Linked DNA regions of Homo sapiens: region 1 is linked to region 2. The links are chromatin loops, found by intact Hi-C in ENCODE. Cell type or tissue: PC-9. All regions are shown on one strand. Links, peaks and the distances in the headings refer to the core of each region. The heading gives the core; the rest is flanking DNA.

What was found. Peaks named below come from ENCODE experiments on the same cell type or tissue, not always from the same donor. Only the 100,000 strongest peaks of a DNase experiment are listed, where the experiment ranks them.
Region 1: a loop joins it to region 2, with 9 times the contacts of the local background. A loop is called at or near these places in 2 of 110 quality-filtered maps.

Annotation. Positions count from the first base shown.
Region 1 is chr6:4,351,919-4,366,711 of GRCh38, reverse strand. No RefSeq gene overlaps it. Among named protein-coding and RNA genes, the nearest start is that of LINC02533, 130 kb to the left of the region's middle. RefSeq lists enhancers at 7,016-8,364, 7,185-8,384, 7,662-8,413. In PC-9, for the core only: no CTCF peak of the experiment used is centred there; DNase peaks (open chromatin) are centred at 7,881 and 8,911; H3K4me3 peaks cover 750 bases; H3K27ac peaks cover 2,500 bases.
Region 2 is chr6:4,726,609-4,741,401 of GRCh38, reverse strand. It overlaps a transcript of CDYL not described here. Among named protein-coding and RNA genes, the nearest start is that of CDYL-AS1, 41 kb to the left of the region's middle. RefSeq lists a silencer at 6,227-6,425 and enhancers at 7,606-8,495, 8,496-9,386. In PC-9, for the core only: no CTCF peak of the experiment used is centred there; DNase peaks (open chromatin) are centred at 6,941, 7,221 and 8,241; H3K4me3 peaks cover 563 bases; H3K27ac peaks cover 1,965 bases.

The DNA.
Region 1 (14,793 bases), core at 6,917-9,416, 370 kb after region 2:
CCTATGGGCAAATTTGGCAGCAGTAACTACAGGGCATCCGAGTGAATGAGCTGCTCCACAAAATGAGTGCCTGAGAGTGCAGAAGTTTCTCTCTGCTGGGAAACCTGGCTTATCTCAGTGGTTGCCAATAGCTGAGTCATAAGCCATCTTTGATTGGTACATTTTAAGCTACAATCTGAGAGAAGGGGATGATGTCCAGGTGGAATTTGCAAATGGTCCTACAGCGGCAGAACAGATGATGGAGACTCATTACCTGACAAGAAGTGCTCTGCATTTCAAGAGTAGATAAAAAATATTGCAGCCGCATTTTCATGCTGTATAAGACTCACATCACAGCACAAGTGGGAAACAGACCAACCCGCTACAAATTTATCATTCAGGTCTTGACACGCCAATTCACCTTTCAAATCTGTATCCATGAAGATTCTTCATGCAGCATTACTTTCTCTAAATGTTTTTACATCTTAAACACGTAAATCTTCACACAGACCTCTGCATTGTTCATCATATCATTAGGCTGATGATGATGATTATGGGGTAAATTAAGGACAATAATCATAAACCACATCGAGATATTTACAAATCACTGTGGTGAAACTGCTTTATAGCTCTGAATAAAATCCTTGTCAAACTCTAATTAAATGTGTTTTAAAAAGTCATGTTCTGATACAGAGCAAGGTTTTTGGAACAGCAGTTAACCGAAAGCCCTTGGTGTCAGAGAAGAGGCTGTTAGGCTGCTTGTTGCTATGGACACTGTCAAAGGCAAACTTTGGTTCCTCCAAGGGCCTTACTAGTTTGGTCAGAGGCAAGAGGCCAAGGGGAATGATTTTCTCCACTAAGTTACAACTAAAAAGATACAGACGAGGATGTATTGGGCGTGGAGGAACCTTCCTCTGATGGATGAAGACAGCTGAGATGGATTTCACCCTGGGTGGAGAAGCCTGATGAGACTAAGGTCCTTCTTTCACTGCATTTATAGGAAAAGCTGCAGCCTTGTTGAGTGACAAAGATCCCAAACACCATGGGGGAAGGGGCCAGATGAGGCCAATCTGGTTTACCTATTAGGGCAGTTCAAATTGGCAGTTATCAAAATGGTAGTGAGGCCTCCAGATACTCGAAACCATGAATTTGGATTATATATTGAGATAAGCTACCTAATTATGTTCTCATACATATTTATGAATAGGAATAAGATAAAAACAAAACATATTACCTTTCTTACTAACCTCTCACTGTATCTAGTTACACTTGCTGTAGGTATTAATTTTTTGCTCTATACGTGAATCTTTTATAATACAGTGTTCTTTAGAAAAACTTGACTGTAGAAAGAAAGATGAGAACTTTAGTATGTGTTTTTTGTTGACCCTATGTTCATCCCCTTCACTGCCTTTGTGCACTCATGCCCCCTTCGCATTCTCCCTTCACTCTGTCCCGTGGGCGCTGTGAGTTTAGTTACTAATTGTCCTTGGCTCATAGGTGACCCCTCAGTGGGGAGGCTATGTCCCCACCCACAGGCGCCATCAGCCCACACCCATGGCTGCCTGACTGATGGGCAGGGGGTATGGAAGGGTAGCACCCTTTCCTAAATGGAAGACAAGACTGGGGTGAGGTTTGTGCTCCAGAGCCCCCCACTAGGGGTAAGAGTAACATCCCTACTCAGCTCCTTTCCTTCTCTATCCTGCATCCCTCACTGGCTTATAGTTCTTCCTGGAGAGAGCACACCTGCAATAAGCACTGTGCACAAAATCCCTGTCTGAGGCTCTGCTTCCAGGGACCCTGACCTGAGGCAATAACCACAGGGCAAACCAAATGTTCCCCAGGCTCAAAAGAAGGCAAATTGCAGGGCCATATACCTATCACAGAAAATACATGACCTTTGAGCCTTAACTTTGCAATCAGAGTCCTATAAAATGACAGCACTGTGTCATTTACATTTCAAAAACCTGAAATATTAGGTCACCAATTAAAAAAAAGAGGAAAGGAGTAAAATGTGATCATTGCCTGAAAATTTTAAAAATAAACCATTTTTACATGGCACAGCAATAGACCGTTTGAATGCTTAGTAGTTAAAACTAGATCATGTTTTGGGGTGACATATTTAGCTACTTCTTCTGTTTTGTGGACGCTGATATAAATACCACTTAGAATTCATTCTGGTTTTTTGAAATGATTGAGACCCAATTTAGGTCATAATGTTAGTGCATTACAGACAAATTATCATATTTACTATGCAAAAGCTGAGATCTAAAAACTTATGACCACAGAAAAAGCCTGGAGATACCATTCTCATAATTGCCCATTTGCAAAACAGGAAGTGGGGTGGTTAGTTTTATGTGTCAACTTGACTGGGATAAGGGATGTGCAGGTAGCTGGTAAAATATTACTTCTGGTGAGAGTGTTTTCAGATGAGATTAACATTTGAATCAGTAGACTGAGTAAAGAAGATCATCTTCACCAGTGTAGGTAGGCTACTTCCAATCCACTGAGGGACTGAATAGAACAAAAAGACAGAGGAAGGGTGAATTCATTCTCTCTGCTTGAGCTGGGACATTCATCGTCTCCTGCCCTCAGACATTAGCACTCCTGGTTCTCAGGCTTTTGGACTCAAACTGAATTACAGCCCTGACTTTCTGCTTGCAGATGGTAGATGTGGAACTTCTTGACCTCCATAATTGCACGAGCAAATTCCCATAGCAAATCTCATACACACGCGTGCACACACAAATGCACACACATATCCTATCGGCTCTGTTTCTCTGGAGAGCCCTGACTAATGCCGGGAATTAGTTATTTAGTGATTCAGATTGGGAAATCCATGTAGCTTTTTGATGAAATTGGCCATGGTGTGAGATCACCAAATCTGGTCACACAGCATGTCCCATGCACTCTGGAGCAGGCACAGAGCAGTTGGTGAACATTCGGCCCCAGCACTTGCTGGCTTTGTGACCTTGGTCAATTACTTAATCACAAAGCTTCAGGCTTTTCATCTGTAAAACAGGCACAGCAGTGCCTATCTCATTGGGTAATTTAGGGTGTAATGTAACAATGTCCAAAAAGCACTCAGTTCCTTGCTTGGCTGAGTAGAAAATCTCAACAAACCGTACGTACGGCTCTGAAAGAAGGGCTAGACTCCTGATTTTTGAAACTTCAAGTGGATGTTTATATAAAACACCTTAAAAGTTAAAATGTAACTAACAAAGATTACAACTGAATATAAACTGTGTTATTTCAAACTCTTCTGATCTTTGTCTATGTACATTCTTTTATATCGGACACAGATGTACTAGTGGCATGTAAAATGCCATACACATGGCATTTTACATTCTGCTTTTTTTCAGTTGGTGTTATTTTGCATACACAGATCTATGCTTGGCATAGTCTATATATGTCATTTTTATATTTCAGCTATGAATCCAACACGTAAGTATCATAGAAGTTGGAGGCAGAACTGAAGCATTACATTAACATTTGCCTCCAAAAAGCCCCAGGGCTCCAGGATGCACAAAATCATTAGGCCAAAGCTGTTAGCAAGTCATTCAGTATCTCCATCGGTCAGTGCAGCTTGGTCTTGCAGAAGTCTGCACACTGGTTCCCCTAAGGAGGCCCCACGTTCTCCTCTGTTTGCCACTCCCCTTGCTGGGGCCACTTAATTCCTGACTCTTTTCGGACCAGGTTTCTCAACCTCTGCATCATTGACGTTTGGGCAACACCAGTCTTTGTTCTGGGTGCCGTCCTGTGCAGTGTATGGTGTTCAGCTGCATGCCCGACCTCCACCCAGTCAATGCCAGGACCACCTAACCCCAAGTCATGACAACCAAAAACGTCTGCAGACATTGCCAAATGTCCCCTGGGGGGCTGAATCGCCCTTGGTTGAGGACCACTGTGAGGATCTTTCACCATCATGGATTCTGGGCTCTGATGGTTTCCTCACTACAGTCCCAGAACGTCCTGGCTTTACTTCTGCATCATTGTAAGAGCTGTACTAGCTCTTTCCCAGGAAGTCCAGTTGCCTTTATAGAAATCAAGCTATATGATTGATGTCTAACATAGGGCATGATGTCTGGGGGCCAAAGACAGCAGGAAGATTTCTGCTTCACATAATTACCAGCAGGATGAGAAAGGCAATTGATAAAATGGAAAGTCCCTTTACGTTTCCAAGTCTGAGTTCCTCATCTGAGAAATGGAAGTAGGAATGGGAAGCTTGCCTAACTCAGGGCTGTCATGATGGTCAGCATGTTAAATAATTGACTCATTTGTTCCTTCAACATTTATCAAGAGAATGACATGCCAGGCACGGTGTTTGGTGCGTGAGATACAGAGAAGTATTAGACAAAGGGTCCGACCTCAGAGTAGAGACAGACACAAACACCTCTCTAACACAGTGGTTTCATTGGTGAATGTGTGGATCAACAAAATGTGGTGTGTGCAGACAGCGGAATATCACTCAGCCTTAAACAGGAGGGAAATTCCGACGCATGCTACAACACAGATGAATCTTGAGGACATGATGCTGAGTGAAATAAGCCAGTCACAAAAGGACAAACACTGTGTGATTCTACCTATACAAGCTACCTACAGGAGTGAAATTCATAGAAACAGAAAGTGAAATGGTGGTTGCCAGGGCCTGGGGGAGAGAGTGGGAGTTACTCCTCAATGATGTTAGAGACTGAACTGTGCCCCCCGAAATGCATATGTTGAAACCCTAATCCCCAGTGTGCCTGTATTTGAAGACTGGGCCTTAGGGAGGTAATTAGAGTTAAATGAAGGCCAAGCCCCAGTCCAATGGGACTGGTGTCTCTGTAAGAAAAGGAAGAGATGCCAGAGCCCCCTCTCTCAATAAGCACACAGAAGAAAGGCCATGTGAGGACACGGGGAGAAGCTGGCCAGCCACAGCCAGGAGGAGAGGTCTCACCAGACGCCAACCCTGCCAACGCCTGGATCTTGCACTTCCAGCCTCCAGACTGTAAGAAAATAAATGTCCGTTGTTTAAGCCACGCAGTCTGGTACTTTGCCATGGAAGCCCAAGCAAACTGATACAAATGGGTAGAGAGCTTCAGTTTGGGAAGATGAAAAATGTCTGGAGATGGGTGGTGGTGGTCGCACAACAATGTGAACATGCTTAATGCCACTGAACTGTACACTTAAAAATGGTTACAATGGCAAATTTTATGTTTGGTATATTCTATCCCAATAAGAAAGCCACACACCCACAGAGGCCATCAGAGAGATATGCACAGGACATTACGAGCCCTGAGAAGGGGGCCTGGCACAGCTGGGGAGGAGCATGGCAGGGGGGTTGGGGGTGGAAGAAAGAGCAGAGCAGATAGGGAAGCCACATAGGCTGAAGGACAGGCAAAGCCGAGATACGGAGGGTGAGAGGAGGGAGATGTGTGTGTTGAGAGCCACAGGCAGTTTGAAGTTCCGGGAGCTTGCAGTGGGAGGTGGGATGGGGAGGCGGCAAAGAGGTGAGAGCTGGCCTGCACAGCGAGGAGATGGGGGCCATGAACACCCCGGGAAGGAGACTGGAATTCCAGCCACCACTGAAGGCTGTTGGGCAGGGCAGCACCATGGTCAGTCACCTACACTGAGGCGATGTATGTGAAAGCCCTTTGCAGGCTGTAAACTCCTGCAGAAATGTAAAGTTCCATCACCGTGGTTATTGCTAGTGATGATGGCTGCAAGTGGCATAGAGCATCTGGTGGAACAATGGAACCTAGGGTTGCAGGGAGTATTATCTTGACTGCAGGGCCCCTCAAGGCAAGTTCAGGAAGCTTGGACAGCTCCTCAGAAGACGGCCTGTCCTGCAGATGCAGGTAAGAAACAAGGGGCCATAAATATGGACCAAAGATTGTTGAGAGCCACTAGGAGACACCTGGAATATAGTCACAAATCCAGACCCACAAATTCCGCCCAACAGAGACTTGGTTACTTAACAGAGCTGGCAGTGCAGGGTGGCCTATTGATGAGGCGGCTCCATTTCAAGAAAGCTCTGCAAGAATCTACACAGAAAAGAAAGCCTGGGACTCTGTTGAGGGAGCAGTCACAAATGTGAGACCTGAGGAGGAAGGAGGGAAGAAGGGTGTTGTTTTGACTATGGGAACTCATGCAGAAAGCAGTTAGACATTTTAAAGACTAGAAATGTGCTATGCACTGATATTTATTCAGAAATGGTGGGCTGAATATTTCCTATACTCATTATGGGAGCAGTTCTGCCCTGCGATGGTGTAAGCCCCGACTTGTACAACAAGGCTGGAGTATTGGAAGGTAACCCTGACTTTAGGTGCGAGATTTGTGACTTACATTTTGCATGTAATTCAAATATTTGTAGATTGAATCTTATCTCTTCATTGACATACATTAGAATCTCACAGCTGTAGTCAATTTGTTTCTGATTGACTTTTCCCTTCAAGGGCGTTGTTAGAGCCTTCCCTGCAACCCTTGCTTCTCTTGGTAGCCCTCAGAACACACGCACATGCGTGTGTACACACACGGAGCCCCGCGAGGCTGAAGGCTTTTAAAGAAAGCCCTTGACAAATCCTTCTAGATCATGAGCAATCATTTCCTAGCATTTCAGTTTTGAAGGTTCGGACTTTTCAATTTGGTCACAACTGAAATATGTTAAGCTCTGAAATAAAATATCATGAAGGCATTTCACACTTTTCATCTAAAACTCCAAAGCTAAAACTCAACAAATATTTATTTGGCATCTATTATACTTATCACTATGTGGAAAATATTTTGTTTATTTTCACTCTACCTGTCACTAAAGAATATTTATGGTGACTTTACAAAGAAGTATAAGACCAGACTTTCTGTTGGGAACAGCATCTTTCCCCCTTTGACTCCCTAGTGTCTGGCACAAGCTGTGGAACATAATAGACTCTCCACAAAAATTCTTTCAAAAAATGAATGAAAACACACAATCAATTCAATTAGGGAATCAGTATACACACACATAATAAAATAACTTTAAATATAAACATACATGGATATAATGGATGCTAAAGAAGTCATAAAAAAGTAAGAGGCGGTGAGAGCAAAAGAGGCGGGGCCAGCACTGATTGAGTCCTTACCTTGTGCCCAGCACTCAGACACTAAGTTCCATTTCCCTCATGAACCTCTGATCATTTGTAGCAGAAGAAGAAATCTAAGGGCCAGGAGGTTTTGTGTCTTGCACAAGATCACACTGCAAGTCAGAGAAGGATCTGGAATTTGAGCTCAGATTTGTAAGTCTCATCGTCCCTGTTTTCTACCCTGGCTCTGCCATGAAGTGCCACCAAAGGCTTTGAGAATGGAAGGAGGCCACTGTGGGGCTGGCTGTCTGGGAAGGCTCAGGGAAAGGAGGGATGTGAGCCGCACTTTGAGCCTGGGACTTGGGAAGAGCAGGGAGGGAGAGGGCCGGCTGGCTGGAGGAGGCAGCTGGCCAGGAGAGCAGTGGAGGATTGTCCTGGGAAAGAAGAACCAAACTGTGACAGCCTCGAGAGGCTTCCTCTCCAGGGCCAGAGCTGTTCCCAGGACATGATGGCTGGGCCACCAAATTGTAGACCCTTAAATGCCAGGCTAAGAACTGAAACTTCATCCTGTAGCAACAAGAGACCGTGAAGATTCAAGCCTGATTAACTGCAAAGTCATCTTAAGGGGAGACCGGAAAATTAAAGAATACACAGAGAGGGCGTGGAAAAGCTGAAGCTCCCTTTGCTAAGGAAAGCTGAGATCTGAAACACAAGCCTGCTCCTGCCCTTCTCTCTCCCCCACCGCAGCCTGCCACCTTTCCCAGCCCTTTATGCGCCTCCCTCGCATGACACACATAATCTAGTGACCTTGGTGACTAAGGCACAGAACTGGAGAGAATGCGTCACGCCCACTCATTCCTGCCAATGGCAAAGGGCTGCCCAGTTCAGACGTTCCCGGCAGGCAGCCACAGCATCCTCTCGCTCTGCATCCAGGGTGACTCAGCATTTGCAGAGACATGAATGTGATGCAAAGTGACTCAACCTCCCCCTCCCACAGGACTATCCCAAGCTGTGGGCTCTGTCCCAGGACCAACAGGACAGGTGCCAAGAGGGCAGGCCTTCGCCAGGCCCTGCACTTGAAGAGGCTGGGGAGGCCAGCCTGGCTGTAGGCTCCCCTCAGCCGGCCAGGTGTGCCCATCCCTGAACTCTCCTGCCATTGGCCTGTGCCAGAGCTGGGACCCCATCCAGATGAAGCCCTGATTTGGACATGAGGAAAAGGATCTCATTTTTAGTAACAGCACTGCAGATAACATGACGGTGTAGCCATGTGGATTCAGACTTAGAGATGGTCACAGGTGAGCAGCAGTCAGCCAGAGCCTAAGATGCTGGGGGTGGTTTTTGGAGCACACCTCAAAAAAGTAAATATTCTTTTTTATTATTATTATACTTTAAGTTTTAGGGTACATGTGCACAATGTGCAGGTTAGTTACCTATGTATACATGTGCCATGTTGGTGTGCTGCACCCATTAACTCGTCATTTAGCATTAGGTATATCTCCTAATGCTATCCCTCCCCCCTCCCCCCACCCCACAACAGGCCCCAGAGTGTGATGTTCCCCTTCCTGTGTCCATGTGTTCTCATGGTTCAATTCCCACCCATGAGTGAGAACATGCGGTGTTTGGTTTTTTGTCCTTGCGATAGTTTACTGAGAATGATGATTTCCAATTTCATCCATGTCCCTACAAAGGATATGAACTCATCATTTTTTATGGCTGCATAGTATTCCATGGTGTATATGTGCCACATTACATTCTAAGGAGATACAAAGTATGTATTGATGTGCTGACTTTTCATCTTAAAACCTCAATACTTCATATGTGAAATTCACCTCTCTGATCTGGGGCATCTAAACCATGACAAATAAAATCTCTCACCCCAAGGGCCTCTCCACCTCTCCCACGCCCTCCTTCTCACTAAACCAGTTCTTCAACTCCAGGCTCACTCCTCACAGATGCTTTCATTCTGACACAACACTCCTGGCTTTCCTTCCTCCCTCCCTCCCTTCCTTTCTTCCTTCCTTCCATCATTCCTTCCTTCCTTCCTTCCGCATCTGGGTTCTTTGGCCCTTTCAACACAACACTGCAACTTCCCTCCCTCCCTGGTCCAGCTGTGCTCGCCCAGTTGACCTCCAACCCTGCCATCTGCCTTTCTCACATTTGCTCCCATGCAGCAAGTGGGGTGGAAGAAAACCATGAACTAATTGCTGGCACTGGAGGTTTATTGCTTCTGGTCACAACTGTCCCTAGTCTGGCAATCCTCTTTTATGTCCCTAGCCAGACCCGTTTCTAACACTCTATGGTGCTGATTACAGACCTGTAATGCTCCCAGAGTTGGGGGCATCCTGAGGTGGGGGTGGTGGCCAGCATGCTGATGTTTACAGGTGCCTCCATAGCTGAGCCCAGCACTTTGGTGTTGGCAGTACCTGACACACCACAGAGTGATTCCCAACAGGAACTGAGCACAACAGTGGATGAAGACAGGGCTGCCGGGCACGTAACAGGCTCCCCATGGGGACTTGCCAGCTCCACTGAAAGCATCTGAAGTTCCTGGGTGTCCCCCATCAAGTAGAAGTAGAACAAAGGAAGTACTGTTTCGTTTCTATCCTTGGGAAACTGCTCTTATTCCCTAGATATGCGGCCAGGAAACTCAGAAGACAGTTTAAATACAGTGCTCTCCATAAACTTGAAAAAAGAAAAATGACCTCTTTCTTTCTGGGAAAAAAAAATATCCCTTTTTCCATTTAACATGTTTTTAAGAGGAACAAACTAATGATCTCATCTCTAAGTTGAAAGTCAGAGGGTGATTGGCCATCTCTATAAACTTAACGTCTTTAATGGAGGGAAAATATTTGCAAACTTGCATCTGACAAAGGTCTAATATCCAGAATCTATCAGGAATTTAAACAAATTTATAAGCAGAAAACACACCCCATTAAAAAGTGGGCAAAGCATATGAACAGACACTTTTCAAAAGAAGACATATTTGCAGCCAACAAACATGAAAAATGCTCAACATCACTAAGCATTAGAGAAATGCAAACTGCAACCACAATGAGATACCATCTCACACCAGTCAGAAATTGTATTATTAAAAAGTAAAAAAATAATAGATGCTAGCGAGGTTGTGGAGAAAAGGGGATGCTTATACACTGCTGGTGGGAGTGTAAATTAATTCAACCATTGTGAAAAGCAGTGTGGCGATTCCTCAAATAACTTAAAATAGAATTACCATTCAACCCAGTCATCCCATTACTGGATATATACCCAAAGGAATATAAATCTTTCTACCATAAAGACACATGCACAAGTATGTTCATCGAAGCACTATTCACAAAAGCAAAGACATGGAATGAACATAAATGCCCATCAATGGTAGACTGGATTTAAAAAATGTGATACACACACACACACACACACACACACACACACACACACACACAATGGAATACTATGCAGCCATAAAAAAGAATGACATCATGTCCTTTGCAGCAACATGGATGGAGCTGGAGGCCATTATCCTAAGCAAACTAACACAAGAGCAGAAAGCCAAATACCACATGTTCTCACTTAAAAATGGAAGCTAAATGTTGAGTACAAGTGGACACAAAGTAGGAAACAACAGACAGGGGGCCATATCTGTTGTTGGAGGAGGGAGAGGATTGAAAAACTACCTATCAGGTACTATGCTTATTACCTGGGTGACAAAATAACGTGTACACCAAGCCCCTTTGACACACAGTTTACCTATATAATAAAACTGCACATGTACCTTTGAATCTAAAATAAAAGTTTAAAAAAATGCAACAGCAATAAATAAATAAGGAAACATGTCTTTGAGTGAACACTGGTAAGGTATGCAAAAAACCAACAATTGATGTTTTTCTATTTAATAAAGCAGTAAAGTTTCCATAACTGAAATATAAAATATGACTACCCTCCAGAACGTTACACGGCTCCACAGTAACAAACTCAAGGGCAAAGTTTGGGTTCCCAAGGGTGGTGTTTAAAGGCCTTGAAAACCTAGGGCTAAGCTGCTTCACTGCCCATGGCTGGCCATGCCCCTAAGCCTCTCACTTTCCACACATTCTGGGAAGACTGTGATTTCCTGGCCTTTCTGCACTTGTAAAGCCCTCCTCTCCTCTTCTTGGACATCCTCCCCCTACATTCTGTTGTCAACTGGCAAACACCTACTCAGCCTGCAAGAGCCAGTTCAATTACTAATCCTCTCCAGAGCGTTCCTGAGGATTTCAAGATAAAGTTAGTCACCCTCTTTCCTGTGCCGTCAGAACCCCCGGGTCCCCAGACTCTGTAGCTCTTATCCTATTGTATAAGACCTATTGATTCATGCCTGTCCCTCCCATCAGGCCACATGAGTGCACGACAGGGGTTGTGTCCTGCTCATCTTTGTGTCATCATTCCCCCTGCAAAGCCCATCACTATGCCTGGTATGTTATCGTGAGTTGATAAATTCATCTTTTGAAAAAACAATTTCTTTTTATATCTCTGAATTTCTTGCTCATCATAGCTTTCATATCAAGAGGAATAGCAATTGGAAAATAACCATCCTCAAACAGTATTGATATAGTGCCCTTGCACATGAAACTATACAAAGAGTTGAAGGTCTAAAATAAATTTTGAGGCTGGGCACAGTGACTCATACCTGTAATCCCAGCACTCTGTGAGGCTGAGGTGGGCAAATCACTTAAGGTCAGGAGCTCAAGACCAGCCTGACCAACATGGTGAAACACCGTCTCTACTAAAAATACAAAAATGAGTGGGATGTGGTGACGTTCACCCAGCTACTTGGGAGGCTGAGGCAGGAGAATCGCTTGAACTCAGTGGAGGTTGCAATGAGCAAGATCATGCCACTGCACTCTAGCCTGGGTGACAGAGTGAGACTCCATCTCAAAAAAATAAATAAAAATAAAAAATAAAATTTGGACAATTATGTAACTACCAATGGCCAACCAGTATATCCTGGATTTCTATGATGTCCCTAGAAATGGATGAAAACACAGAAAATATAATCCCTGACATAGGGAGCTTACAGTCTGGTCAGGGAGGCAAGACCTACGTGGAATAAAACCATGGTATTTTGAAGCTGGAGGGGTGTCATTAGAGAAAATAAAACAGCAACCACCAAACAAGCAAGCAGTCAGTTGGTTCTGATGTCACAGGTGCCACTCCAGTGCTGTTCCACACAGGTCCCTCCTGCAGGTAGCTGCTCTGCCTGCCAAGGCTGCTGCAGGCCTGGGAGGGAGCCCCCACCAGGAACACTGGGAGATCAACCGGGAGATCTTAGGGATTCCAAGCTGGACTCGTGTCCATATTGGAGAGAATGCCCCCGCTTTGGGTTACACTCTGGTGGAGAGGCACCCCCTAGCATGTCGCAAAGTTTGATGAACGTTTTTGTCACATCCTCTGACTTCAGAACCCAAACAGGAGTCCAGGGAGCTGGGCCAACGCTGGCTTCAAACACAAGATGGCATACTACGCTCTGATCCCTGCCTCTCTCTAGCAAAGCCTATTCCCGAGTCAAGATCCTCAGGCCATCTCTTGTTTTTTTTATGCTGAGTGCTTTCCAGGGAACATCTTCCTTCTCCCTTGTCAGTTTAGGTGCTCTGAAAAGCAGATGCTAGGACTAGAGTAGACATGCCAGAGGTTTATTGGAGGAGACATTTGGTGACAAAGGGGAGGGAGCATAGGAAGGCAGGGAGGACCCTCAGACTGAAGTGCGGGTCTGACCCCTGTGAGGGCAGAGAGGGAAGAAGGATGGTCAGGAGGAGCCTCAGATGTCACAGAAGCCCTGAGAGTCCCAGTTGGGCCACTGGGAGTCCCTGGGCCAAAGCTGCCAGGAAGAGGAATCCTCCAGAGTCCTGGCTTTGGCACCCTCTCTGGGTAGCCTGGGGAGGTGGGACCTGGCTTGGCCGCCATGATGGATCCAAGGCTTAGCAGCTGGAGGCTGTAGTCAGCAGTGTTCTCCACAGAAGCTTCTCTTGCAGAGAGATTTGAGCAAGGCATTTCCATGGCTGCCACACCCTCGCAGGTAGGATTTTGTTGGAGAGCTGGAGAGCTTACTGAGCTGTGTCTGTGGGCCTTGTCCTGGCACCCTATTCTGTTCCCCCTGCCGTTGTAATGAAAAGCAGGAAAGAAGTGATTAAACTGCAAACACTGTGGAGCAGGTATGAAGTTCAGATTGTTCACAAGCCTCAGGTGTGCAAAAATAAATTTAGCTATTTCTCAGGCAATTAAGTAATTTCTCTTTCAGTTCAAGGCTTCTCTGTCAGTTTGGGGTTACTTTACTTTAATGAATTCAAGTGTTCCTGATCCTGGCTCCCTGTGGGGTTGCACACACATTCCAGGTCTCACCTGCTGTCATGACAGTGGAGGAGGATGGCGCCTGGTCACCACTCTGCCCTGGCTTCACTGGAGGTGTTTGCAGACCAGGGGCCTGGGGTGCTGGCCTCTGTCACCACCGCCTCTCCTGCTGCTGCCCACGGTGTCTCTCAGGTCTGTGGCTCACACAACCTACCTCATGGCCACTACTGGTATTTTTCAGCTGTGAACCCTAGTCCATTTCTGGTCTGAATTCCTTCTCTCTCCACTTGCAAGTTGACTTCGGCATCATGGCTGGTGTATAGTCTGCATCAGGAAGAGCTGTGCAGCTTAGACTGGCTCCCTTCAGCTAGGGTATTTCCAGAAGAGAGCTGTCCACTGAAGACTGTCCACTGGTGACATCTGCTGCAGCTAGGGGAAGAAACACTTCATTCCTGAAATGGGAGCTGGGAGGGAAAGCTTCAGCACGAGGGCACCTGTGGGCAGACGTCTCAAGAGCGTTGACATTATGGTCCTCGTCACATCCCGTGAAGATACAAATGGAATTTACAGTGATGTGAATTTAGACCTACAGTCCCACTCCTCTCTCTCAAGGGACAGTTCATGCATCTGAGGACTATGTGTCCAATGGGAGAACCTTCTCAGCCTTTCCTGTCTGCCTTTGTGTTCTCTTCCATCTCCTCACTCCCCATGGGCATTTCCACCGTAGACTGTCAGGGAAATCAAAAGCAGGGAAATGCAAACCAGTCCATAGCCAGCTCTGGCCAAAGCCTCACCTGGATGGGACATGGCAGTGGCAGCCTTGGCTCAATGGGTTTGGAGGAATTTCCAATGGCTTTCACTCCCGCAGCTGTCACATGGACAGTCGCAGTGTCTTCTCAGGGCGTCTTCCCAGCATGGCCACTACAGAATTGTAAAAAGCCTCTGGAAGCCCATGACTGCACCTCTGCGATCTCTCTCCCACCCTGCCCATAAACAGCCCAAAGGAGAATCCTCACATTCAGACAACATAAAATGTGCTTGAGTGGACACAGATTTCTCACTAATTCTCCGTGAAATCCATGTCACACTGCCACCTACTTCTTTCTCTATTACAGTAACACAGGAATGAGTCATAGTCTGGACGATCTTCTAGAACCCCCCGAGAGCTGCAAGAGCTGGGAAACAAGCCCAGGCAGCGCTGCCAGGCCTCTCGATATAACGCTGCTTTTGTGCCAGACCCACTGGGGGCTGTGCCTCTGCGACATTTCAGCTCTAGAAATGCTCCCTCTCCATTTCCAGCCGCCATCGCACACACGCAGATGCCTGAAATTCCCATGGCTAGTGACTCACGCCTCCTGGCTCGGCAGCAAGAGTCCTGAGCTCACTTCACTTTTGTTGAAAATGAAGAAGCCACTGGGAGGGGTGTTGCTTTAAGTCAGAGAGTGTCAGAGCTGGACGGGAT
Region 2 (14,793 bases), core at 6,797-9,296:
AATCTTATATATGCCTTTGTCTTTTGCAGTTTTATGCTATGAAGCTGAATGTAACCATGACTGGTAGCCTCTTCATGCATGATTTGGCCAATTGAACTTTAAGACTATGGAGAAGGTGATTTAATGGTGTAGATTTGACATCTGGTCCATGGATCAGTTGAACTATTTCCTGGGAGGTTGAAAAGAAATACCTGTGTTGTGCTTCCTTTGGCTTTGGAAATAGCCAGGGTTAGACTGAATTAGAATGCAAGCCTGATTAATTTTCATGACTGAAAAAAATTCCATAATATTTTGCCCAATTAAAATGATTATAGAGGCTAGGTGTGTTGGCTCACACCTGTAATCCCAGCACTTTGGGAGGCTGAGGCAGGTGGCCCACTTGAAGTCAGGAGTTCGAGACCAGCCTGGCCAACATGGTGAAACCCCATCTCTACTAAAAATACAAAAATTAGCCAGGCACGGTGGCACATGCCTGTAATCCCAGCTACTCCAGAGGCTGAGGCAGGAGAATCGTTTAAACCCAGGAGGCGGAGGTTGCAGTGAGCAGAGATCACACCACTGCACTCCAGCCTAGGTGACAGAGCAAGACTCCATCTCAAAAAAAAAAAAAAAGATTTTAGAGTATATGCCCTTTCCAACAGATGCCATTCTGCCTGCTGTGGATACAGAGAAGAGAAACTAGAGGCCATGGTTTTGGCAGAAGCAGCTCTATCACCCACACTCTCCGGTCTAGTCAGTGTCCAGTATTAGAAAGAAAGATTAGAAAGAAGATGTGGCTTCACTTGTCTGATAATTTATAAAAAGGACTCATCAGAAAAGTAGTCAAATTTAGTATATTAGATTCAATGCAACGGTTATTTATGTTAATTTCTATGAGCTTACATTGGGTTTCTCAACCTCGGCACTATTGACATTTGGACCAGATGGTTCTTTGTGGTGGGGGCTGTCCTGAGAATCTCAGGATGTTCAGCAGTTCCCTGGCCTCGACACTCTCCATTCTAGTAGCAACGCCCTCTGCCCCAGCTGTGACGACTAAAATGCCTCCAGACATTGCCAAGTGTCCCCTGGCAGTGAAAATTGTCCCCAGGTTGAGAAGCACCGGCTTGACATGAGGCTCAAGGCTCACACTGTGTTGTTCTGTGATACACAGAGCCTGCTGTTAGCACACGTGGGATGAGGAGAAGCCACCAGTTGGTGTAGTTGGGAAACAGGAAGCAAGTACATTTTAGCACCTGTTCTTGATAGATAACTTCAAGGATAGCTATAATTTAGCAAGTATCTAATAAAAGTCAGACACTCTCCTTCGTAATTTCACATGTACTGCTTTTTTTGGGAAAATTTTTTTAAAGTATAGGAAAGTACAATAACACTTCTCCTCTTTCCTTCCCCATTTCCTTTCCATCAGAAATTTAGTGTGTATCAATTACTTTTTTTTTTCTTTTTGTTTTGAGACAGAGTTTCACTCTTGTTGCCCAGGCTGGAGTGCAATGGCATGATCTTGGCTCACCACAACCTCTGCCTCCTGGGTTCTAGCGATTCTCCTGTCTCAGCCTCCCGAGTAGCTGGGAATACAGGCATGCGCCACCATGCCCAGCTAATTTTGTATTTTTTAGTAGAGACGGGGTTTCTCCACGTTGATCAGGCTGTTCTCGAACTCCTGACCTCAGGTGATCTGCCTGCCTCACCTCCCAAAGTTCTGGGATTACAGGTGTGAGCCACCACGCCCGGCCTCAATCACCTTTTTATGCTTTTACTAGGTAGAAATACATCTGTAAATATTTAATGTTGCTTTGGTATTTAAGAATATTTAAATAAGTGGTATTATACTGTATAAAACTATCCGTGGCATTTTTTTTTTACTCAACTTTTTTTTTTTTTTTTGAGTCAGAGTTTTACTCTTGTCACCCAGGCTGGAGTGCAAATGGCGAGATCTCGGCTCACTGCAACCTCTGCCTCCCAGATTCAAGTGATTCTTCTGCCTCAGCCTCCTGAGTAGCTGGGATTACAGGTGCCTGCCACCATGCCCAGCTAATTTTTTGCATTTTTAGTAGAAACAGGGTTTTGCCATGTTAGCCAGGCTGGTCTTGAACTCCTGACCTCAGGTCATTCACCCACCTCAGCCTCCCAAAGTGCTAGGATTACAGGAGTGAGCCACTGTGCCTGGCCTCAACATTGTTTTTATTTTATTTTATTTTATTTTATTTTATTTTTATTATTTAATTATTTATTTATTTATGTTTGAGACAGAGTTTTGCTCTTGTTGCCCAGGCTGGAGTGCAATGGCGTGATCTTGGCTCACTGCAACCTCCGCCTCCCAGGTTGAAGCGATTCTCCAGCCTCAGCCTCCCAAGTAGCTGGGATTACAGGCATGTGCCACCACGCCCGGCTAATTTTGTGTTTTTAGTAGAGATGGGGTTTCTCCATGTTGGTCAGGCTGGGCTTGAACTCCCAACCTCAGGTGATCTGCCTGCCTCGGCCTCCCAAAGTGCTGGGATTACAGGCGTGAGCCGCTGCGCCCGGCCACATTGTTTTTAATAATTCCTTGATGTCGCTACGTATAAATCTGGTTCCTTTGTTTATACTGCACATATTGTTCCATTGTAGTTTATTTATCCATTCTTCTACACACAGACGTTTGAGCTAGTTCCAACTAATCTCTACTATAGAGCAACACTGCAGTAAACATCTTTATTTGTCTCTTTGCACACATGTACAAGTGTTTCTTCAGAAGCAGAATTGGGTCAGAGGTTGTACTCATTTTTCACTTTGCTGGATAATGCCAACTTTTTCTCCAAAGTGATTGAATAAATTTGCATTCCCACTAATAGTGCATGAGAATCTTTGGTTTCCCACGATCCTCTCTAACACTTGGTTTTGTCAAAATTTTAAAGTTTTTCTAATCATATGGGAAAGTGAAATGATTTGTGGGAGTGAAATGTGGATTTATTTGCATTTACATGTTTGTGGTAAAGTTGTACAACTTTTCCTGCATTTGTTTTATTTTTACTTATTACTACTTTTCTGAGACAGAGTCTCACTTGGTCACCCACGCTGAGGTGCAATGGTGTATAATCTTGGCTCACTGCAACCTCTGCCTCCCAGGTTCAAATGATTCTTGTGCCTCAGCCTCCCTAGTAGTTGGGATTACAGGTGTGCACCACCATGCCTGGCTCATTTATTGTACTTTTAGTAGAGATGGGGTTTCACCATGTTGGCCAGGCTGGTCTCCAACTCCTGGCCTCAAGTGATCCATTTGCCTTGGCCTCCCAAAGTGCTGGGAGCCATAGAGCCCAGCCTGTATTTTTTGACTATAGCAGTTTCTTCTGTGAATTACTGCATGTATCATTTACTCATTTTTTTCTATTGTATTTTCTTTAAAGTTTATTTAAAATAATTTTAGCATGTTTTGTATATTAATGCTTTGTTTTTCGTGTTGCAAACACTTTCTTTTAGGCTTTTGACTTTTTACATTTTTTCTAAGATGTCTGTTATTGTGTTGAAGTTTTTAACTTTCATGTAATTCAATTTACGTTTTTAAACATTTGTCCGTTTTGGGTCTTATTTAAGAAACCATTTCCAGCTGGTGCGATGGCTCACACCTGTAATCCCAGCACTCTGGGAGGCCAAAGTGGGTGGATCATGAGGTCAAGAGATCGAGACCATCCTGGCCAACATGGTGAAACCCTGTCTCTACTAAAAATACAAAAATTAGCCAGGCGTGGTGGTGCATGCCTGTAGTCCCCCCTACTTGGGAGGCTGAGGCTATTTTTTTTTTTTTTTGAGACGGAGTTTTGCAACATGATCACGGCTCACTGCAACCTCCACCTCCCAGTTTCAAGGGATTCTCCTGCCTCAGCCTCCTGAGTAGCTGGGATTACAGGCATGTGCCACCATGCTGATTTTGTATTTTTAGTAGACACGGGGTTTCACCATGTTGGCCAGGCTGGTCTCAAACTCCTGACCTCAGGTGATTCACCCGCCTCAGCCTCCCAAAGTGCTGGGATTACAGGCGTGAGCCACTGCGCCTGGCCCCTTTTAATTTTTGTTGCAAATATTTCTTAAGTTTGTTATTTTTGGTCTGTGACGTGTTTTGCATCTTTTTTTGTGTGTGTAGTGAAATCTATCAATTTCCCCCATCGTTCCTTCTATTACTTTTATACTTAGAAAGCTTCTACTGTCTCAAATCAGTTAAAGTCACATATGGTTTCCTTTAGGAAAACTTTTAAAGTTGTCTTTACAACTTGTTTTTCATCATATAAAAAGATGTTTATTATTATTTTTAAAGACAGTACAAAGGAGTTTAACATGAAAAGACATTCCCTTCTTTTCCTCTCAATTTCCATCTCTACTCCCCAGAGGTAATCACTGTTAGCAGTTTCTCGGGTATCAATTCCAGAATATTTTGTGAATATCAAGCATAAACAGGAGTCACAGTAACAGACTATTTAGGGAACTCGTTCTGTCATCTCAGAGTTGCTTGTCCCATCAGTGTATTCTGTTTACCACTATATCGATAAACAAAGCACTTGAAACATGATAGATGTAATTTGTTGAATTAAGTGAATTAGCAGATGAGAAATTTCTGAGACTGTCTTTTGCAAAGAGAGGATTCATGTTTACTCCTTTTCAATGTTTCATGTGCACTTACTCTTAATGTCTATGCTCCTCCTGCTAAGTCTATGGGTTATGAGGGAAAAAAAAAGCTAAGTTGCTAATAAAGTGCGTAGCAGAAAAAAAAAAAAGCTGAGTAGCATTGGCTTTCATGTCTCTCCACTCCTAGGGAAGTTGCCAGGTGATTCTGCAAACCTCACCAAGAGGCCACCAAACCAGCCCTGCAGCCATGTCCCCTGCACCCTCCTGACCTATATAAGCAGAGGCCAGGAAGGCTGTGGGAGGATTCCCTGGAGCAGGCAGTAGTCAGTCTAGTGCAAGGGTTCTTTGTCTGTCCTTGGCAGGTTGCAAACATCAATGGGAAAAATATTCCATCCTTATTTTCACTATCCTCTAGCTGAAATGTTGCATTTCCCCCAATTATGAATGTACGCAACAAACTATAGTAGTACCAGCAACAACTGTAACTTAGTCTCTAGTAGAAAGCACACGTGTTTTCATATAACATACAGCTATTGCAGATATAGCAAAATACCTTTATACTCATCACTAGTTAGAAATCACTGTTAGACCTTGTTATACTATGTTTTAATAAAGCATCATCTAAGTGAAAGAAGCCAGACACAGAAGGACAAGCACTACATCATTTCACTTGAGAAATATAAAATAGTCAAACACATAGAAGCAAAGAGCAGAATGATGGTTGACAGGGGCTGGGGGAGTGGGAAACAGGAGGGCTTGGTCAAAGGGTACAACATTTCCCTTATACAAGTTCTAAAGAGCTACTGGAGAGCATGCTGTCTATAGTTAACAGAACTTGCATACTTGAGCATTTACCAAGAGGGTAGATCTTAACTGTTAGGTGCTCTCATCCCACCCCCCCCCATCACGTGCACACATGCACATAAATACAGAGGGCGGGGGAACCTTTTGGAGATGATGGATATGTTTATAACATAAATTGTGGTGATAGTTTCATGGGGGTGCACGTATACATTAAATATGTACAACTATTTTTTTTTTTGAGATGGAGTTTCGCTCTTGTTGCCCGTGCTAGAGTGCAGTGGAGCGATCTCAGCTCGCCGCAACCTCCACCTCCTGGGTTCAAGTGATTCTCCCACCTCAGCCTCCTGAGTAGTTGGGATTACAGGTGTGCACCACCAAGCTTGGCTAATTTTTTTGTATTTTTAGTAGAGATGGGGTTTCACCATGTTGGCCAGGCTGGTCTCGAACTCCTTTCCTCAAGCGATCCACCCACCTAGGCCTCCCAAAGGGCTAGGATTACAGCCATGAGCCACTGAGCCTGGCCTGAATAGGTACAGCTTTTTGTATGTCAATTATATCCTAATAAAGTGATTTTTTTTAAAAAGAAGCATTATTACTAGAGTACACATTTTCAAATGATTGTGATAACTGCATTTCAATGTAATTGATAACCTTTGTAGTCCTGTATATTTTATTTTATAAACTTAAAAACGTCCTTTTTTTTTTCTTTTTTTTGAGACAGAGTTTCGCTGTTGTTACCCAGGCTAGAGTGCAACGATGTAATGAATCTCAGCTCACCGCAACCTCCATCTCCCGGGTTCAAGCGATTCTCCTGCCTCAGCCTCCTAAGTAGCTGGGATTACAGGCATGCGCCACCACGCCCAGCAAATTTTGTATTTTTAGTAGAGACGGGGTTTCTCCATGTTGGTCAGGCTGGTCTTGAACTCCCGACCTCAGCTGATCCGCCTGCCTCGGCCTCCCAAAGTGCTGGGATTACAGGCATGAGCCACTGTGCCCGGCCAAAAACATCATTCTAAGGAGTCCACAGCTTCACCAGACCACCAAAGGGACCCAAGCACAGGACAGATGTAAAGGGAGAGTGTGGTGTGGGGCGATTCCCCTATGGGCTCTTCCTTGCCAGATGGACTCCAAGCTTGCCACTGGGAGAAACCAAGACCTACCTGTAAAGCGGGAGGCTGCTGTGCCCCGCTTTGCTCACTGCTCACGGAGATGCTGGGGTCTGAAGGCCCATCTGGTGCTGACACTAGCACAGAATAATGAGAAAGTTTCTGAGAGAGGTGGACCCATCCTCTTCCCCATCCCCATCTTCCCTCCATCCCCATCCCCCAACTTCCCATCCCTGTGCCCTCCCCTTCCTGAATTAGGAGTCTAACTGAACATAGAAACTGGTCTCTCCTTTTCATCTAGAGAATTCTGAATGCAAAAGTCTTGCTGCAGCAGCCCGTCCCAGCGGGATGAAGAGAAAGCAGACAGAGAGAGCAGCTACACTCTCCCCATCTGGAATGTGGAGTGGAAGGATGTGCTGTGGGCCAAGTGAATGCAGCAGACAGTGACTCAGGCCATCTGGCTGGTGACCCGCCCAAGGTGGCTGGCTGTCTGGTGGGGAGCCCCCTGCATCATGTGCCCCAGGCTGTGATGGGGAGAGCTGGCAGGAGCCTAGGAGTGGGACTCTGAGATGACCCAGTATGCATCAGACAACAGTGCCCTGGAGAGACCCTCAAAGGTCTCTTGAGCCCACACAAGGGGACCCTCCCAGAGAGAGAGTTTGACTGTCAGGACAGCTGCATGACTTACATAAAGGCACCTTTCCCCTAGTCCTTTCCCCTCCCTTCCCGACAACGCCAGAGGGGAAACAGCAGAGAGAGGGCTGGGCGTGGTGGCTCATGCCTGTAATCCCAGCACTTTGGGAGGCTGAGACGGATGGATCACCTGAGGCCAGGAATTCGAGACCAGCCTGGCCAACATGGTGAAACCCCATCTCTACTAAAAAATACAAAAATTAGCCATCACCTGTAATCCTAGCTACTTGGGTGGCTGAGGCAGGAGAATAGCTTGAACCCAGGAAGCAGAGGTTGCAGTGACACGAGATTGTGCCATTGCACTCCAACCTGGGTAACAGAGTGAGACTCTGTCTCAAGAAAAAAAAAAAAAAAGAAGAAGAAAAGAAAAGAAAAAGAAAAAGAAACTGCAGAGAGAGAGGAGAAGAGGAGTAAAATGCAGAAAGAGCAAACAGCCCACCTTCCAGAACAGGGACTGCAAGCCTGGCCTTAGGTGGACGGGAAAAGCCTTTAAACGAATATAAAATTAATCTTTGCCTTCACTTACTGAAATTTTCATACCTGAGATGGAGTCTTAATGACCAGAATGAAGTTTCTCTTAAAACTGAGTGACTAAAAGGCTGTCTGTTCAGCACAAGGAGTAAGGAAGGGGACAAAAGTTTGGAGATTTGGAGCCAGAGGTTGAAAAAAGTATTTCATGGTGTACACCAAACAATTTAGACTAGTCTTGTGTAATATTTATCCATTTGATCTCTGTCTTTTTAAAAACACATAACCACTCACTTTTTTCTTTTTTTTTTTTTTACTTTATCTGAGTCACATACATTTTTACGGTTTCATTTTTTTAAAAACATGTAACTTTTTAATCCAACTGGAATTGATTTTGCCATGCTGTGGCGGAACAGGGACATGGCTTTTACCCTGAGGTTAGGATTGCAATGTGTCCAGGAAAGCCCTGGATTGTCACTGCATGCCTACCTGGGGGGTTTCAGTGAAGAGTCACTGACATTCCTCTTGAAACTTGCAGGGCTCTGCTTGATCATCATCAGGCAGGCTACTGCTCAGGCCCTGGGGAAGGAGAGGAAAGCACAGCAGCTGAGTCACCGGGAGGGAGACACTCATGTGTATAGGGAATCTGTACCCAGAGCTGCGAGGGAACGTGCTTCCTGGCTCTGGGCCACACAGGCTGAACGGCAGTGGGAGGCTGACTGCCTTAGGTGGCTGAAGCAGAATGCTGAGGAATAGGATGGATTTGCTGACGTTTCTTGGAGGATCCGAAGTAGCTTTCACTGTTCCGCTCTCTCCCACTCTGCAGCGCCGCAGGGACTCCTCACCACCTCTGTTGTCCCTGTTCAGCCAAATACTCCATCTAATCCTCCTATCTCTGCCTGTCTTCCAGGCCGCTATCTTTTCTTTCATTTTCCTTTTCAAACTTGAATCTGTTTTCCTCCCTTTCATTTGCTTATCTATTGCTTTCTCCTTGTTTTTTCTTATTACCTTTTTTCCCCTCAAAATTGAAGGGATACTGAGAATTCCCCCCCAATCCCCCCCTCTTTTTTTTTAAAAAACAGGATCTCTCTCTGTTGCCCAGGCTGCAGTGCAGTGGTGCAACCAGAGCTCATTTGCTGCCTCAACCTCCCAGGCTCCAGCAAGCCTCCCACCTCAGCCTCCTGAGTAGCTATGACTGCAGGCATTCACCACTATGCCCAGTGAATTTTTTATTTTTTAATGTTTTTGTAGAGATGGGGTCTTGCTATGTTGCTCAGGCTGGTCTTGAATTTCTTGCCTCAAGTGATCCTCCAGCCTCTGCCTCCCAATGTGCTGGGATTACAGGCATAAGCCGCAGTGCCCAGACATTTCTTCCCATTAAATTAAATTAATTAATTAATTTAGAGACAGGGTCTGGCTCTGTTGCCCAGGCTGGGGTGCGGTGGCACAATCAGAGCTCACTACATTTGCAATCTCTGGGGCTCAAGCAATCCTCCCGCCTCAGCCTCCTGAGTAGCTGGAACTACAAGCATGCACCATCATGCTTAGCTAATTTTTGTACTTTTTGTAGAGACAGGATCTTGCTATGTTGCCCAGGCCAGTCCCAAACTCCTTGGCTCAAGTGATCCTCCTGTCTCAGCCTCCCAGAGTGCTGGGATTACAGGGATGGACCACCATGCCCAGTCATTTTTTCCTATTTTAAATCAACTCTACATATTACTTTTAAATTATCACATATTTAAAATTTGTATTTCACACATACAAGAGAATATATTATAAAATAAAATGACCTCATGTAATTGACACCGAAAAGAAATAAAACATTACCATCTTCCCCCTCCTTCCACAGATTACTAGTCCCTTGAATTTTCTTGCATATTAATTTTTGCAGGAGGCAATGATTTCTTTTTTTTTTTTGAGACAGAGTCTTTCTCTGTCACTCAGGCTGGAGTGCAGTGGTGCGATGTTGGCTCACTGCAACCTGCATCTCGGCTCACTGCAACCTCTGCCTCTGGGGTTCAAGTGATTCTCCTGCCTCAGTCTCCTGAGTAGCTGGGATTACAGGTGCATGCCACCGCATCTGGCTAATTATTGTATTTTTAATAGAGATGGGGTTTCACTATGTTGGCCAGGCGCTGGTCTCGAACTCCTGACCTCAAGTGATCTGCCTACCTCAGCCTCCCAAAATGCTGGGATTACAGGCATGAGCCACCATGCCCGGCCAGGAGGCAACATTTCAAGACATGTTTTTTGGATCCATAATGGAAGGGGATGAGACACAGAGGGAGCCAGGGGCACCTGACATAGACCCTGGAATTCTTACCATTTGAATTAGATCATGATAGCCCCTTTAAAAGGCATGCTGGCTATTTAGGTAGTTTAATACACTAGCACCCTTTAATACTGTAAGAAGGATTTATGTCTTAACTACTCATAAAGATGAAAATAGGTTGGGAGATCCATGATTTATGTGAACACTTCATGTGAAAAAACCTGGAGGCTTCAGTTAGCTACGAGATTTATATAAGCTGAAGGTGTTAAGTGGTCTTGAAAAAGACAAATACAATCGTACAATGTATTACCAGAAGTGTAACGTTCCGGACACAGGAGAAGTCAAGCAATGGAGTATTCGCACTAGTCAGGATAGCACACTCAATGCTGAGCATCGTTACGGAATGAGCAAAGGAATACCTGCACTTGTTCCAGGCCCAGACGTTGAAAACATGCAAAGAAGCAGCAAACAACAGTGGACCGGTAATCTCATCATTCCAAACAACCACTTTTAACTTTTTTTGGAAATATTTTTCCAGGATATTTGCTAAATAGGTGTTAAAAACTAAGAGGGAGAGCAAGGCGGAATGTGTGCAGAGGAAAGTCACCAGAACGGGGTGGTGAGTGAGGCATGGAATTGCAACTGTGTAAAGAGCTATGTCAGGCGAGGGAGGGAGGCCAACTCTTCTGTGTTGTTTCAGAGAATACTATTGGAATCACAGAGATAGGGAGGACCCTGCAAGGGGATGCTGAAAGAGGTATGTTCTTTTTTTTTTTTTTTTTTTTTTTTTTGAGATGGAATTTCGCTCTTGTTGCCCAGGCTGGAGTACAATGGCGCAATCTCGGCTCACTGCAACCTCCGCCTCCTGGGTTCAAGCGATTCTTCTGCCTCAGCCTCCTGAGTAGCTGGGATTATAGGCATGCACCAGCACGCCAGGCTAATTTTGTATTTTTAGTAGAGACGGGGTTTCACCATGTTGGTCAGGCTGGTCTTGAACTCCTGACCTTGTGATCTGCTCGCCTCAGCCTCCCAAAGTGCTGGGATCACAGGCATGAGCCACCGTGCCTGGCCAGTCTTCACATTTCCTTGACTCTTCACTCTGCTTCTGTAGGAGAACTCAGCTTAGCTCATGAACAAGACTTTAAAATGGACTTGCTGAGCAGGAAGACATTTGGTGCCAGTACTGGAACCGTTACGCTTTGCCTCCAAAGAATTTCCTTCCCTCACTTGGAAGCATGTAAATGACATTACCTAATTATAGAATCTCAGAAAAACACAGAATTAAGTCTCCATGGTTGCTTCTGTAGTTTACCCCCAGCAAAGGTTTGTAATCTCAGGCTGGTTTCACTGTGCCACCCAGAACCCACCTTTATCATTTTCCAGACTACCAGTGGTTGGAGACACTTGTTCTGGTAATATCTCCAGCAAAGCCTCATCAGAAAAAATATATTTCTTATAAGAAAATTGTCTGATCCTTTCAGAATAGAAAAGCTTTTGGGTTTTTGGATGTTTCAAGGTACCTGTACTATTGTCTCTACCTTTTTTTTTGAGACACAGTCTCACTTTATGGCCCAGGCTGGAGTGTAGTAGCGTGATCGTGGCTCACTGCAACCTCCACTTCCCAGGCCCAAGTGATTCTCCCACCTCAGCCTCCTGAGTAGCTGGGACCACATACATGCACCACCATGCACAGCTAATTTTTGTATTTTTTGTAGAGACAGGATTTCACCCTGTTGCCCAGGCAGGTCTCAAACTCCTGACCTCAAGTGATCCACCCGCCTTGGCCTCCCAAAGTGCTGGGATTACAGACATGAGCCACCATGCCCAGCCTCCACCTTTTAATCCTAATCAAAATGTGATTTGGTCATTGTTTTTTTTAGATGATGGATTTCTAATTACTTAAGGAATGGGCCTTCTGCATGTGAGCATGTGAGGACTTCTCGGATCCATGCCTAGGTGTGACAAATATTCTCTTCTCTAAAGCAATGTATAACCTGGGAGTAATCCCAGTTGGTCTGGGCTTTAGATTTGCCAGAGGTCTGAGAAGGTATCAAGGTCTAGAAATGTGGATGTGGCTTTTGCATGCTCAGTCGACTTGTTGATTCTGGTGTGTGTATATGCACGCAAAGTTTCAGAGAAAATAGATCGGAAAAAGGCTTGAAAACAGCCTGAGCAAAAACAGGCTGTAGGGCCTCTTTAGGACCTTGCCGGATGCCAGCACAAGGGATAGTCTGTTTGGGGGAATTTCAGGGGTGGAAAAAAGATGCTACAGAGCTGGGTTTGTGTGTTTGGAGAAGAGGGAATTTTATCCCACTCTGTTGTTGACCTGCTGACTCTGTGCTGTAATTGATGAGTTTCTGTGCCTGACTACCACACTGGGCTGAGTAGGCAGAGAGAAGACATTAAATAAGGGTTAAGTTGAATTGGTTTGATCCTAAGAGGGAGACTGGGACCTGGGAGGAAAGATCTTTGGGAAGGCATGTGCTGGGACTGGGCTTGGGAAGTAGAACCCAGACCAGCCTGAAGCCTGGGTACACCCTGGTATGTACTAAATTAGTGGAATGGCATGGAACTGTGCAAATAGTTAAAGCTGGATTGTAGAGAAGTCATTGTTCCACTTCAGATGGCCAACTGACCTTGAGAACCGGAGTGGGCACAATATGGCAAAGTGCACAGAAAGGGCTCTGAGCCCATGACATCGCTTTGAAGGATGACACTTTCTGATCTCTTTACAACCAAAAGCAGAAAGCTACCCTGGTCACTGAAGCCCTCTGTCCAGGGGCTTGCTGGAATTCCTCGACAAGTGTCCAGTAAAATGGACTTCCTTTCCCTTTAATAAGCAAGAGTCCAAGATTCCTCATCAGGTGTGCAGGGGAATCTGTCCTTTCTGGGGACCTCTGAAGAGTTTAATTAACTGATTTCTCAGTGCCTGGCTTTCATCATCTTTTCCATTTTTCAGTTCAGCCACTAGTGTTCAGGACCTGGAAGCAATAATTGGAAATGTTCTAGAAGCAAGCGGGACGGAAGAGGAAGCCCATGCAAGGATGGGGGAGTGAAGAGGAGGAACCTGAGGCTGAAGAGCCACATGCAGCAGGGAAGCCCACACTGGGGATAGAGGCTTGGGAATGCCCTGGCACAGGCAGTGGCCTCAGGGGTGGTGGCTTCAGGGGTGAGCCCGAGGCAAAGTCCTCCTAAGCAGCCAGTCAATTGGCTCAGATGTGGATCAGCCTACGGCTAATCATCCACAAGCAAGCTTAATTTTGCTGGGTGTGACCAGAGATAAAAGAAGTAACAGTCCCAGTCATTTCATGGGAGCGGAGTGATAACACTCTGAAGAGAAACTGTTTAGTTGAAGAAAGAGTCCTTAAAAAGGAAAAAAAATAAGCAAATTCTGAAGCATGGGTTAACTATCAAATGGGCACTTGTAGGTCGTCTCAGTTGTAAACCCTCTAACCAACAAATGGCTTCTGTCGACAGCAAGGAGCTTGCTGCAATAATCCTGGAGGAGAGGCAGTCACAGGCTCTAAATGTGGAAAATGTTGGTAACCCAGGAGAAAGAGCCAGCAAGACTGAAACCAACCAGTCCTAAACCACAGAAAGAAAAAAGTCAACATACCGTTTGTCACCATGTCACCACCAGCCTTGCTAAAGAGCACTCATTGAGTGCATGAGCCCCCAGGTGGCAGCTGAAATCCTCAGCAAACATGACACTGTATTTTATCACGGTGGCATCCCACCCCAAAGGGCAGCTGGAAGCGGTTTGTCAGGGAAAATTCAAGAAACAGAATCCATATCTACTCAGGGCTTATGCTAAACACAGCATCAAATAGAGGTAGTTGAGAAATTTAATTTCATTTGGTGGAGGGAGGGGGTGGGTGGGAGGCAGGGGATAGTGACTGAACAGAGAGAGGGAGGGAGAAAAGAAAGCTTTGAATAAACAATCAATACTTGGCTGGACTTGTGTGAAGAGAGATGACTTGGTAGTTTTCCTCCTTGTTCTGTCCTAACTCATGCTCCTTACAACAGATGGGCTTGAGCCTGTGGAAGGCTGTGTTGCAAATCCACCCTATGTATGGACAGAAAACCTGTTTTACAGTGTTTGAGAGGAGTTCTTAAGTTCCTCTGCATACATCCATGAGCTTCCTACCCTTCTTCCTCACCTGAATGTATGACACTTTTGGACAAACTGTCATTACTTATTGATTTAGATTACATCAAAGAGGTTGAAAGGAAGAAACCCACACTTCTCTGGAAACTCCTGGTTCAATGGAATGTCCTATTCCTTTCACCCCATTCCTTGTGTTGGCAGATAGCTACTTTGTGTCAGGGAAGTGGAGATACATTTGGAGTTTCTGGTTTTGGGGAAAATATATTTTTTAAATTACTAAAATGTAACATTGTTAAACAAAGTGACTAAAACTATGTATTTAAATGTATATATGCACTTAGGGTAAGGTAGAGAGTTTGAGGGTGGGGAGACTAATTTTAGAGCCTACTTAGTGTTAGGTATTTTTGGAAATTATATTATTTAATCCTTACAACAATCAATGAGTCACCCATTATTTCCCACATTTTACAAAGAGAAGAATGGAGTCTCAGACTAACTTGTTTTCCAAAAATCATAAGCACCCTTCACATGGAGACTTGTCTTTTCATGAGACATTAGCTGCCATGATGATATCATTGTGTGAGGAATTTCTGCAGTTTAATGCTAACAGAATGAAATCTAATTTTATGATACATTTATTCGACTTTTTTTTTTTTTTGAGACAGGTCTCACTCTCTCACCCAGGCTGGACTAGAAGGCAGTGATGCCATCTCAGCTCACTGCAACCACTGTGGGCTCAAGCAATCCTC